Regions from separate parts of the Mus musculus genome. Here region 1 is linked to region 2. Evidence: chromatin contacts called from ENCODE Hi-C or POLR2A ChIA-PET data. All regions are on one chromosome and are shown on one strand. The core of a region is the stretch at or near the end of the contact, and the rest is flanking DNA. Distances in the headings are between cores, read along the strand shown.

What was found. Hi-C counts contacts between places; a loop is a spot of excess contacts on that map. ChIA-PET counts read pairs that join two places held with the same protein, here RNA polymerase II (POLR2A).
Region 1: a map of heart shows a loop between it and region 2 (4-fold over the local background). The contact joins the promoter of Hipk2 here to the promoter of Luc7l2 in region 2. A Hi-C loop is called at or near these places in 1 of 37 maps with a recorded cell type or tissue (heart). POLR2A ChIA-PET finds 5 or more read pairs at or near these places in 2 of 5 experiments (Patski and embryonic stem cell).

Annotation. Positions count from the first base shown.
Region 1 is chr6:38,874,514-38,881,112 of GRCm38, reverse strand. Hipk2 (homeodomain interacting protein kinase 2) reads left to right here and starts at 4,923. Exons shown (of 15, transcript NM_010433.2): 1 at 4,923-5,314. The coding sequence starts at 5,296. It also overlaps a transcript of Tbxas1 not described here.
Region 2 is chr6:38,547,913-38,554,369 of GRCm38, reverse strand. Luc7l2 (LUC7-like 2 (S. cerevisiae)) reads right to left here and starts at 3,036. Exons shown (of 10, transcript NM_138680.3): 1 at 2,462-3,036. The coding sequence starts at 2,522.

The sequences.
Region 1 (6,599 bases), core at 3,674-6,173, 320 kb before region 2:
TTCCTCTCTCCAGCCCTCCCTACCTTCTTTCCATCTTTGCTTGCTTTTTGAGATAGTTCTCTTGTTACAGACTGGAATTCACCAAGTAGCCTAGTTTGTTGGCCCCATGAGCCCTAGGGATCCGCCCGACTGGATTGCAAATGAGTGTTAACACACCGAGCTTCTTTTGCTTTGTGCGCTTTAGGGATCTACCTGAGGTCCTTGTGCTTGCCAAGCAAGCACTTTACAAATGAAGCTATCTCACTTGCTCACCGAGGTGATTTTTGAGAGTATGACCTGCTTCCTCTAGGCCCATCTCTACATGATAGACCACAGGCTCGGATTCAGAAATAAGAGGCTGTCCGGAAAACAAGAATAATAGATACCGAGTCAGAACAAGATGCAACTCACACAGATCCCCTGCTCCAAACACCTTGGGGGGAATAACAAGACCCACACCGCTAGTATATTGTATCTTATGCCTCCATAGTATTGGACTGTAGACAAACCTCTAGGGTATTTTCTTAATTAGTGTTTGATGCCGAGGGCCCAGCCGATGGTGGGTGGTTCTGTCCCTGGGCTGGTGGTCCTGTGTTCTATATTAGGAAGCAGGCTGAGCAAGCCATGAGAAGCAAGCTAGTAAGCAGCACCCCTCCATGGCCTCTGCATCAGCTCCTGCCTCCTGGTCCCTGCTCTGTCTTGAGTTCCTGTCCTCATCCCTTTTGATCTGTTGTATGGAGCTGTGAGTGAAATAAACCCTTTCCTCTCCAAGTTGCCTTTGGGTTGCTTTTGGCCATTATGTTTCATAACAGAAATAGTAACCTTAACCGAGACAGGGTTAGACTCCCTGGAACTAGAGTTATGCATGGTCTCTAGCTACCATGTGGATAATGAGAACTCTGGGTCCTCTGCAAGAGTAGCGAGTGCTCTTAACCACTGAGCTATCTGTCCAGCCCACAGCTATGTCTTCTTAATTCACCTTTCAACAAATTGAAGCAAAGCTTTACTCTCTCAGGAGCTAGAAATGTGGGCAAGCCTTCGCCTCATTTCAGCAACGGGAGTTGCTTACAGGACAAATTGTGTATTTATGCCTACAGTTGTGAAAACACACACCATAGTATCTTCAAGGCCACCAGACAGAGAAAGAACCACCCATTATAGGCTGGGCCCTCCCCATCAATCACTAATTAAGAAAATGCCCTAGAGGTTTGTCTACAGTCCCGTACTATGGAGGCATTTTCTCAATTGAGACTCCCTTCTGATGACTCTAGTTTGTGTCAAGTTGACATAAAACTAGTCAGCACAGAGCCCCTCTTCTGACATCCTTGGGCACTGGGCATAAATGAAATGTACACACACACACACAGGGAAATGCTCAAACACATACAATAAAATAAACACCTTTCTTTTTTTTAAAGGAAAAGGTATTTTAAAAAGAAGACGATTACCAACTCCTTGCTAGTTTTCTTGTCTTATTTTTTCTCTTCTAAACATCTTATGTGTTTGTCAAATGAATCTATACAGACCTTTCCATCTCCTCTCATGGTGCTCTTAGAACCAGCTAGTACTGCACATCTTGCCCTTTGTTCTTCTAGGCATTGTAGTCCTCCTGTCTCCCTGACTGTCTTCCTGCCTGTCTGCCTGTCTGTCTCCCTGCCTGCTTGCCTGCCTGCCTGCCTGTCTGCCCAACTGTCCACCTGTCTCTCTGCCCTCTCATCCACAGACACTCTTTCTCCTCTTCCCATGGTTCAGACACTGGTGCTCCACAGGTCACCATCTCAGACCATCTTTCCTGTTCCCGTGCTTTCCCACAGTGGCACTTTGTAGTTAGCTTATGCCTAGTACCTACTTGACTGTGGCCACTACAGGGAAAAGAGATGATTAGTGCTCCTCAACCTGGAGGTTTGTAAAAATTGAAGTTCATTTCAGTACAGTTTTCCCATCTATTTGATACCAAAAATGCTAGCTCAGCTGTTGTTTGTTTGTTTGTTTCCTCAACTGAAGTTTTGCATCCATAAGGGACAGCTCTGGTCACAGTGGCCTAAAAAGGAGGTGCTTTTCTTTCTTGAGACTCCATTTCTTTGCCCACAGTGTCTGCTTTCCTATGGGAAGGAACATCAAGATGTTTTCAGATAACACAAGCCACTTTCATTTTATTGCATAGTGTGTGTGCCTGCGTGCATGCTTGCACATGCACACATGTGTGTCTGTCTATCTGGGAGGCATTCCAGAGAATAACAGAGACTAAGACTACCCAGATTATCTGCTGTGCACCAGCATCTTGGATGGAGTTAGAGGCCATTACTAGCCGGGGCAAATAGTGAGGTGAAGGCTATCCTAGCAAGCCTGATGGGAAACTTGCCCCAAGGAGCTGCCAGTACAGGTGGGGTAGAAGATTTACACCGAAAGGAGGATCATCCTAGGGAAAGAAAGGATGAAAATCAGTAGGGCTTTGGAATAGTAATCATTACCTCTTCTTGAACCCCTACTATTTAAACAAATTCTCTTGAATCTAATCTCAGAAGCAGTGGTGAGAAGTGTATGAAACACTTTGTTTGTTTGTTTGTTTGTTTGTTTAAAGTCAAGTTCCTAATCACTGTGCTGATACAGGTGAGGACACAATAAGTTATCATTACCACCCATTGCCTACATACACCAGGCAATGAATAGTTGCTAGGGATAACATGTTAAGTAAGACCTGTGTGGTTTCTGCCCTCATTGAGCTTATAGTTAGAGATACACTGCCCAGTATGGTAGCCACTAGCCACCCGTGCCTATTAGAATTAATGTTTAGTTCCTCAGGCACTAGCTGCATTTCATCATAAGTTCAGTGCCACAAGTGAATGGAGAGAGTTCTGTTGACCAGCATGGAAAGAGGCAGAGGAAGCAACAAGCAATTGCATATCTATGTAGTAAAGGCGGGGTAGAAACTGATGAGTGCAGGGGAGCGTATATTCATATTAATATTCTTATTATAATTAAGATGTAGAAACCAAGGTTCAGTGAGGTCAGACAAGGAGACCATGTTCATACACTTGCCAAGTGGGAGAACTAGGGTTTGAACTCAGGTTTGTCTTCTTCACATTATTTAGGTTGTTTTATGGAGGAAATGAGCCAACCTGCAGGGAGGTAGGAATTCTTTAAAGAGAGAAGACACCACTTGTGGGAATGTGACATTTTGGGCAAAGGCATAGATGAGCAAGGTTGGCAGAGGACCACAGGTAAACCAGTCGGGCTGGAGAGGCAGTGATTTGTTGAAATCATGTCCTAGGAGAGGTAAGTTGGAACCTGTCTGTCTTGACTAAAAGCCAAGGAACTAAGAGACTTAGCACTAGATGAAGGTGAGTCTTTAGAAGATAGAAGTAGGAGCATGGAGTGGCCAGAACCACTCCATTTGAGAGAGCAGCAGTATTTAGGAGCAACCGGCCATGAACAAATCTAGGGAAACCAGTTAAGGATTACAAGGGGATAGAAAGGGACAAGTGAAGAGTGTGAAGGAAGATCGTAGGGGCCTAAAGATCTAAAGTTAAGGTCCAATACTTTGTATCATTGGATAATATCCTTTACTGTTGTGGGCTTCTTGGACTGCAAAACGGCAAGGCAGGCCTAGATGATCTCTGAGGTTCCCCTTACCAATGGTCGCCTAGGAGTCTACAACGTGAAGAACATTAGAGTAAGGAAAGCACTAGTGTAATGTAATATGAAATATTGAGGCAAAGAAGATCGCCGTCAAGGACCATCCCAAGATGAAGTGAAACTTATTTTCCAGTAACAAAACCAGCCACGTGTGTGCAGGAGCTAGGTTGTTTTTTTATTTTTGGGTGGTGGATGGGCACGGGATACAGAAGCTGGAAAGATAGTGAGAAAACAATGGTCTTAAAAAGAAAAGAAAACAATGGGCTTGTTTTAAAGAAAGTTCTCCAGAGTTAGAGGTCATCATATTACATCCCCACCCTCAAGGTAGCTTCTAAACTGTTTTGGACCTATGATTTACAGGTAGGAAATACAATTTACATCAGGTGTCCAGTATTCATACCTGAAAATAAAGGGTTTATGAGACAAAATATTTTTTGCTGGATACTAATATTTTGTTGGCTTTTCAGAAGCTTTGTTGTCACCCACTTAATTTCTTTTATGAACTATTCATATATCAGGACTCAACAAGTTTTCGTAAGTTGGAGGCAAAAGGCAGGGCGTCCCGTGCAGACGTCCAGAAGCGAGCTGGAGAGGCAAATCAGGGCAGAGATCCAGGCTAGGAGAGTTTAGAGAACGTTTCGCTCCGGCCCGAGTGAGCAGAAAAAAAGCAAAACCCTGGAGCCACTAGGTGGGACCCTCCCACCCGGATGATGGAGGAGAGGGCTCTCCAAACATCGGGATCAGGCGTCCATCCTGACGTTGCGTTTTCCCCGAGCAGTTCAGGGAGCTCCCCCGACATTCTCCCGGGAGGACTACGCGCCCACTCCCTCCAGTCATTTCCCCCGCGTGTCGGCTAGAACGGAGCCCGCACGCGCTGGGGTGAAGACACTTTGCCCGGCAGCGGGACTGCTGTCGGCAGCAGCCGCTCGCGCTCCCCGGCCCGGTCGGCCGGCGCGCGCACACCCACGCGCGCACTCCCAAGCACGCACACACAAAGTTGTGGCCGCCTCCACCGCGGAGCTCCGGTCGGCGGCTGCGGGCCAGCGCACCGCGCTCTCGCCCAGCCCCGCTCGCACGGCCGCTCGGCTCCCCTCGGGCCGCGCTCGGCCCCCGCCGACGCCCCGCTCTGCCCTTCGGCTCGGCCCTCCCCGCCTCGCATCCGTGCCATCGGCGCTCGATTGCGCGCGGACTCCCTGGGGCTCTTCCCGGCTCGTTCGCTCGCGCTTGCCCGCCCGCCCGCTCGCGCCCGGCCGCGCCGCCCCGCCCCCGCCCCCTCCCCCTGCTCCTCACGGGCAACTTTTGCCGGCGCCCCCGCCTCACAGCCATGCGGAGCTGAGCTCCGGCCCGGGCCCTGGCCGCCGCAGCCCGCCCCGGCTCCCGCCCTCGCGGACCCGCCCGGCCCTTGGCCTCGGCGCCTTAGCCGCCCCGGGCCGGCCGAGCCCCCCGCGCAGGGCCCGGGCCGCGGCTACGGCGGCGGCGGCGGCGGCGGCGACGCGCCCGCCCGGCCCCCTCCCCCGGCGCCGGCCAAGTGAGGCGGTGATGCGGGCGCTGGCGGCCTGGGCTGCGCCGAGAGCGGAGACACAGGCTCAAGATGGCAGATTCCCACTGAGGCTGAGGGGGCCGAGCTCGCGCGCCGCGTTCCCTTCTCCGTTGCCATGAACCGCGGACACCCCGGCCCCGATGGCCCCCGTGTACGAAGGTAAGGGGCACCCGGCCCGCGATCCCCCCGCTCGCTCGGCCAGCCGCGGCCCCCGTAGCTTTGTTCTGCCCGCGGCCCCTCGCCCGGCAGCCCCCGGCCGCAGCCCCGGGCCCTGGTCCTGGGGGCTCGCGACCTTCCCCGGTGCCCCCATCCTGGGTCCAGACGGGACCGGAGCCGGCCTGGAGCAGGATCTTATTTCCAGGGCAGAGAAGGCGGCTGGGGGGTGTGTGCCGGTGGGCTGCTGCCCAAAGAAAAGAAATGGGGGCGGCGTGTGGGAAAAGACGGATCCGTGACTGCTTTCTGTTTATTTGTGATAAATGAAGGTGATGCGGTCCTCCCCCATTACCTTTAAACGATCTCCTTTCTACTTGTCCGTCCTCTCTGCTCCCTTTTCCAAACATCTCCACTCCCACCCCACACTCCTTTATTCTTCCCGAGCCTCCGATTTTTGGGGGGTGGTGGTGGTGGTGGTGGCTGTGGAATCCGATTGAAAGGGGCCAAGCGATGAGAGAGGGTTGAGATGAAAAGTCCATTTCAGACCCAGGCAGAACAATGAAATAGGCTCAAAATCTCCCCGCAGTTGGCGTGTGGAAGGGAGAATGTAGTTTGGCTTTTTGGGGGGGGCGGGGAAGGGGGTGCGAAAGAAGGTTTTCTGGCTCGGCCTGGGTAGATCGGTGCTGTGCACCTTCACCTGGCGTTGGCTGATTTTTTTCCCATTTGACTGTCTTTAGAAGAAAGAAAAGGTAAGGCGATACAGCTGCCTCGCGCACTCTTTCGGTTCTCTTCAGTCAGTTCCGTCAGCTTGCAGCGAGAAAATCAAGCCGGAATCAACTAAGTTTTTACTCTTCTATGGGGTTTTGTGTGCTTGTAGTACCGGGTATTTTTCAACCAAAGTGTGCCAGATTTTTTCAGTTATTTCGTCGTGAAAATGTTTCTCTCGTGAAATCATTGAAATAGCAGCCCTTTACATACTTTTAGCGTGGGTCCATCTGGCTTTCTTTCGGTTTTGTTCAGATATTCTGTGTATGAAATCGCAAATGAGAGGGAAACGGGTTTGCCAGGAACCAAGAGGAGGGGCTAGGGGAGATTGTAATCCTATAAACCCAGGGAACTGTTGGGCCGAGTGAAACAGGGATCTCATTAATAGTTTTATCTCTGTTAGGAGAGGCTGATTTAAAAAAAAAAAAAAAACTTATCTGAAAAGAAAATCTGTTATTAGTACCAGGGCTCTAAATGAATTAGGTTTCTGCATGGACTCTCTTACCATTCAGGCTCTGAATAACAA
Region 2 (6,457 bases), core at 1,787-4,286:
CAAACACACAGTATTTTTGGTAAGCTGTCCCATGTGTATAACACGAGGTTTTCCATTATGTGGTCCAAATGACATGGTGCTTCTCAGTGATGTACCTATGTCCCTTATCCTTGTCTAATTTTGTTTATGGTACACAAAAAAAGGTAATTCTGATTTTATTTCAAGGTCCTCAATTAAAATTTCATTAAATAACAAGGAAATGTACTATGTTATGTCAAATATATGAAAGAACTAATACGGTACCTTAAAAAAGCTTTCTTTTTGTTTTCTTGAGCTATGGGATCTCACTGCACTACACCTGACTAACATTCACTCCTTTTTTTCCCACTTTTCCATAAAAGTAGTTCTTTTCTAATGTTTTTGCTTGAGGCAGGGTCTTGCCTTAACTCAGGCTAGCCTGGAACTATGTAACCTAGGGTAGCCTTGAACTCACTGAAATTCTCCTGCCTTAGCGTTCTACAAAGGCAAAATTGATGCTTCTTCTGAATCAATACAGCACTGAAAATCAAATCACTTCAACCAAATACTATTGTTTACTCATAAATATGTGTTTATTTTTAAGTTCAATAGGTCTGAAGGATTAAAAAATATTCAGGGACAGACACAGGAATATAAATTTAAGTAAAAAAATAATTAAACTTTAAGAATCCAGCTTCATTCTGGGACTACAAAGAGAAATTTACAGATATACTACATATTTAACAGTTCAGTTTTGTAATACTAGAGGGGGGCTGCTATCAGAAAATTGTCAGCCGGGCATGCCTTTAATCCCAGCACTTGGGAGGCAGAGGCAAGAGGATTTCTGAGTTCCAGGCCAGCCTGGTCTACAGAGTGAGTTCCAGGTCAGCCAGGACTACACAGGGAAAAAAAAAAGAAAAGTAAATTGTCAGGTCATAGTTACCTTGATCCAACTAACCTCCCAGTAAAATACATAAGGAAATCCTATCTATGCAGAAGTTACCAATAATGGCATCAATTCATATTTAAAGATTACATAAGGTAAGCCTTTAAGATTTCTAAAATGTTATTACAAATATTGAACTGTTAAGTTCCTGTATGAAGCCCCTTCTAAATATCCTCACTTATGATGGAGAAGGAAGAAAGTTAAGACATGCTGCAATTATAAACATTCTTACCCAAGCATGAAAGGTTAGGTTATTCCAGTGGTGTTTTTAATTACTTAACTTTCAAGGGATTACTTACTACTCACAAATAAATCTTATTTTCTTTCCATTTTTTCCCTCCTCTCTATACAATAAATCTGTTATCCACCTGTATCTATCTTTAAGAAAAATTTCCAGTGGGTTTTTATTAGGACTTAACCTTACACTGAAAGCTGTATTAAGTATTGCTAAAAAAGATTTGAAATAGGTTCTATCTTCTCCCATATTTTCCGCAAAGAACTCAAGAAAATTCAACAGGATTTACAATTAAGCTAAATTTATGTACGTCTTTTCTTGTAAGCCAAACTTGTCCAAAAAAAAAAAAAAAAAAAAAAAAAAAGCATTTAAATCGCTAAAAAACTTGCCTAAACGAGTTTTTACAAGTCAGGATTTGGACTTGTTTTTTTTTTTTTTTAAGAAAGTGCTGAACTTTAATTTGAAAGTACATTGTTAATTATCCCCCAAAAGCAACATTTCATCATTTTTAGAAACAAACACGTAAATAACTCTTTCTAAGGATTCTAATCTAACTGTATTTTTAAAAGCCCTTTCCTTCAATTCTAATTCAGTGGGCATCAAATATCCAAAATGATTCTGTTTTCAGCACAGGTAAAATTTGCCAATATTTACTGAAGTCTCTAATACGTGGTCTAACAAAATGGAGGTCTCTCGGTGGGAAAAAAAAATAGGCCTAAACACTTCTACAAAATGGGGCCAAACACACCCACTTTAAGAAACCATGGTTTGGGTCAGATTTTCCACACACACGAAAAAAAAAAGTTGATTCTGTAAGGGCTCGACGAAGCGTCCCTGGAACTGGGGGTTAGTAGTGGTTTCGTTAAGACCAGGGAGGGAGGGGATGTTTCTCTCCACACTCTAGAGGACGGCGGCGAGGGGTGATCCGAAAGCCCAGAGGAAAGGAGCTGGAGCTGGGGGTGGAGACCTGAGCGCCCCGCCGGTCCCTGATCAATAGTCAAACTGACCGCCCCACTACTCCAAGACAGACTTGGGCTCTCCCAACCCCGCCAAGTCAACAGCAAAAGGCACAAACTCCCCTTTCTGCTCCCAGGCCCCGCCTCGCCGCATTGGCAGCAGTTCCCGCCAATCCGCACGGTCACCGCCCCCAAGACCGCCTGCCAAGCCCTGATTGGACTGGAAGAGAGACGGGGGGGACCTCGCGCTACCAATCTGGGAACCCCTTACTCGGCCGCACGCGCGCGCCCAAGTGCTCCCTCGGAGGCCTCCCCCTCCCCAGGCACGGCCCCTCCCCCACCCCCAGGGCTCTGGCAGCGACTTACCGTCCCGAGAGGTGCCCATTAACTGGTCCAGCATAGCGCGCATCTGGGCCTGCGCCGACATGGCGGCGGCGTAGCGGGCGGGCGGTCGGGCGGGCAGGCAGGCGGGGGTGGGGCACCGGCCGGGCCCTGGCGGGCGGGGGACGAGGGGAAGGGGTGGGGGAGGTGCGGCGCTGTCTCGGTGGCCGCCGCGGCCTCGAGGCCCGCGAGTAGGGAGTCGGAGGGGTCGTGGAGAGTCCGGGCTGCGCTCCTCACGACGGCGTGAACGCGGAAAATGGCAGCCCCCCTAGAGAGTGAGCCCTGGTGCCCTCACTCTCCGTCCGGTTCCTGAGACAGACGCGACACAGGCTAAGCCGACTCTCGCCTCCTCCCGACACCAACACCCGCCAGAAGCCGTCAACCCCCCCCCCCAGCAAGCGAGCTCTGACGCGGCTCGCAGCCGCCGCGACGGGAGCGCGCACGCAGCTCGCGCCTAGTCGTTTCCCGTGGGGGTTCGGCCAATCGCCATCCACGTCGCTGCGCTCCGCCCTGCCCCTCCTACGAAGGGTCCCACCCTAACGGCTCCCGAGCGCGTTCACGTCTGCTCACCCCGCCCCTCTCGGAGGCTGAGTCTCGCGAGAATGATGCTCTTTTTTTTTTTTTTTTTTTTTTTTTTTTTAGCCTACTCCGAAGCCTCTTCGGCCCCGGGCGTCTAAGCAGCAGGTCACTTAGGCCTTTGCTGTTTGCCGCCCTGGCGTCCAGCCGCAAATTAGCCAGTGCCGAGCTTAGAGCGAGTCGCAGTAAGTAGTGCGACAGAAGTTCTCAGGGTTAGTGCTTTCCCGACGGATGCTGGCGGAATCGCAAGCCCGTGGGAGCCCCGAGCCCGAGCGGAGGACACCTAACCTTATCCTCAGGCCACTGCCCCTCATCAGTGCCCGAGTTCGGGACATGTCAGGTTCAGGAAAAAGAAAAAGCAAACAAACCGCGAAATCAACACAGTGGAAATCAGGCCTCCCGACCCCTTCTGCTACGTTTAGGACAGCTGGAAGCTGCTAGTCTGAATTCGGAGCTGGGCAAAGTGAGAGCTTGGGACAGGCCATAATGCAGAGCAGCGTTTCCGTGGGGTTCTTGGCTGACTGTCGCCCTGCACTCCCACGCCCTGCTGACTGCGACCTTCCAACCGTAGTTGATTTCTTAATCTCAAGGCTGGTGGGGCTGAGGCCAGAGTGAGCCAACGGGAAATACTTAGGCCACGGCTGCTTACCGGTTTTCGAAAAGGAAAAAAAAACTGGCGAGTCTTTTAAGCTGAAACGTCGCAACTTTAGATAATAACTGGGAAATTATGGATATTTTTTGCCGTTTCATTATAATTGCCCATGCATTGAGGAACTAAAACTTCAAACTAGCGCCAGCTTCATATTAAAATCATATGAAAGAATCATCACAATTCCAAGGTTTAACTAGGCACTGAGCCGATGCAAATTACGTTATCTAGTCAGCAACTTGCCAAAAAAAAAAAAAAACACAATTATTCAGAGTACTGTTTTTGAGACAGGGTGTCAATGTTATGAGAAAAATAGCCTTAAAAAGTGAGAATACCGGAGACTCAGCATAGGTTAGGAATGGAGACATTTTTCACCTCTGCAGAAGTTAGGCATCACCCTGACACAAAAGACAAACTGAGCTGCCAACTTAGCATAAAACTGTTTAGTTGTTGTTTGGGTTTTTGTTTGTTTTTTTAATTACATGTCGTCTCTCTCCACTTTTTCTTCCCAACTTTTGGTTTTTTCGAGACAGGGTTTCTCTGTGTAGCCTGGAACTCACTCTGTAGACCAGGCTGGCCTCGAACTCAGAAATCCACCTGCCTCTGCCTCCCAAGTGCTGGGATTAAAGGCGTGCGCCACCACACCCAGCTTCTTCCCAATTTTTAACATTACCCTCTCTCCAAATTCCTCAGCCTTCTGGTTCAAGACACAAATATTACCCAGTGAAGTGCTTGAAGCCCAAGGTGGGCACCTGCTCCTCTTCCATTTGTGAGCCCAGCTGTATAGACGACTGCCTGCTACATTTCAACCCTAGGATCAATAGCAAGGGCCTAAACAAGCAGCCAGCTGCCAAGTAGGGATCATAGGGCCTAGTGTCTCCTATTTATCCGTGATTCCATAACCAGCTTTAGCTAATTGCAGCTCACACTAACAAAGGACCAAATGATTTATTCCTTAAACTGTGTAGCTCTAACTGCCCGGAAACTTGTCATCCTACCTCAGCTACTCTAGATTTAGGCATGTGCCACAATGTCTGGTTCAAAAACTAAATTCTAAACAATTCCAAACAACTACTTGCAGAGATCCTTTGAAAATTGTTGTACAATGGGAGCTGGAGAGTCTTAGAAGTTAAAAGTCTTTGGATCCCATCACCCTTTCGACTGCTCACAACCCTCGAACTCCAATGTCAGAATTGATATTTTCTTTAAGACACCAAGCACATATATACACATACATTGAGATAAAACAATCAAATACATAAAAATGTTTTTTTAAAAAAGGAAATTGATATAAATAGAAAACTGCAAACTATGTTCTAAAGAGATTCGCTATTACCCTGTATGCAGTATTATCATGAGAAACACATTCTTAGAAAAGTACACAAAAATGCTGAGTAATTAGGTTGAAGTGTTTGTGGATTTTGTTTGTTTGAGACAGGTTCTCACCGTGTAACTGTGACTGGATTGGAACTGACTGTAGACCAAGCTGGCCTGAAACTCAGAGATTGTTTCAGAATGGAAACAAAAGGAAAAGGATATAGGTTAGTGGTAGATCACTTCTTTAGTGCTGGTAAGGTCCTGGTTCCAATCCCCAATACTCAGAAGGAAGAGAAGGGAAACAAAACAAACCTTACAAAACACATTAGCCTAATTAACTTGAATATAGTTCAAAAATTGCATTGCTTTCTTTCCCCGTCACATAACTGTAGAAGATAAGCATCTGCTGCTTTTTTGGGGGTGGGGGGTTCGAGACAGGGTTTCTCTGTGTAGCCCTGGCTGTCCTGGAGCCCACTCTGTAGACCAGGCTGGCCTCGAACTCAGAGATCTGCCTGCCTCTGTCTTCCGAGTGCTGGGATTAAAGGCGTGCGCCACCACACCCGGCTAAGCATCTGCTTCTTACCAAATGTTTTTATTTGTAATTCAAACTCTCAACACCAAGAAAGTTAACAGCAAAATAATAATTCAATGCTTTAGAGCAGAAATTCCCTCCCTTTGTGTTGTGACCAGGCCTTTTGATTTGTAGGGTTTAGTCCAACTGGAAAACAGAAACATTTATTTTTGTGCAACAGTGGGAGTGTAGCACAACTTTCAGAGCTGATTCTCTACTACCATGTTAATCCCAGGAACAAATTTAAGGTTGTCAGGCTTGGCCGTGGTGGCAAGGGTTTTTACCTGTTGAGCCATTTTCCTACCCCAAATCCAGGGATTTGAGCATACTAAACATGCCTTCTATCACTGAGCTGCATCCAACTCCTGATGTTCTATTTCAAAGCAAGTTTCATAGAATCAGGGTTCATATATTCACTTTCCTTTTTATTTTGATACCTCTACCTCCCATTTGAAACATTTTTGTTTGAGATTTTCTTTGAATAGGGTTCAGGAAAATGCAGCCCAAAAACTGAATCCACACTACTGTTTTGATTAGTTTGGGGTGGACAGTGTTACTCTTTTGGCTTTGTTGATTGGCTGGTTAGTTTGAAATAGGATCTCAGTATGTAATCCTGGCTGGACTGGAACTCACTATATAGACCAGGCTTCCCTCACCTCAAACTCATATAGATTTACCTGCCTTTGCCTCCCGGGTACTAGGATTAAAGGCATTCAATACCATGTTTTGGGCTTTTGTAAAACAATGTGTCACATAATTCAGGCTGGCCTTAAAGTTGCTATGTAGCTGAAGATAACCTTGAATTGGTCATCTTGCCTCTTCTCAAGTGCTGAGATTACAGCTCAGCAGCACTGTCTGTTTTTAATCA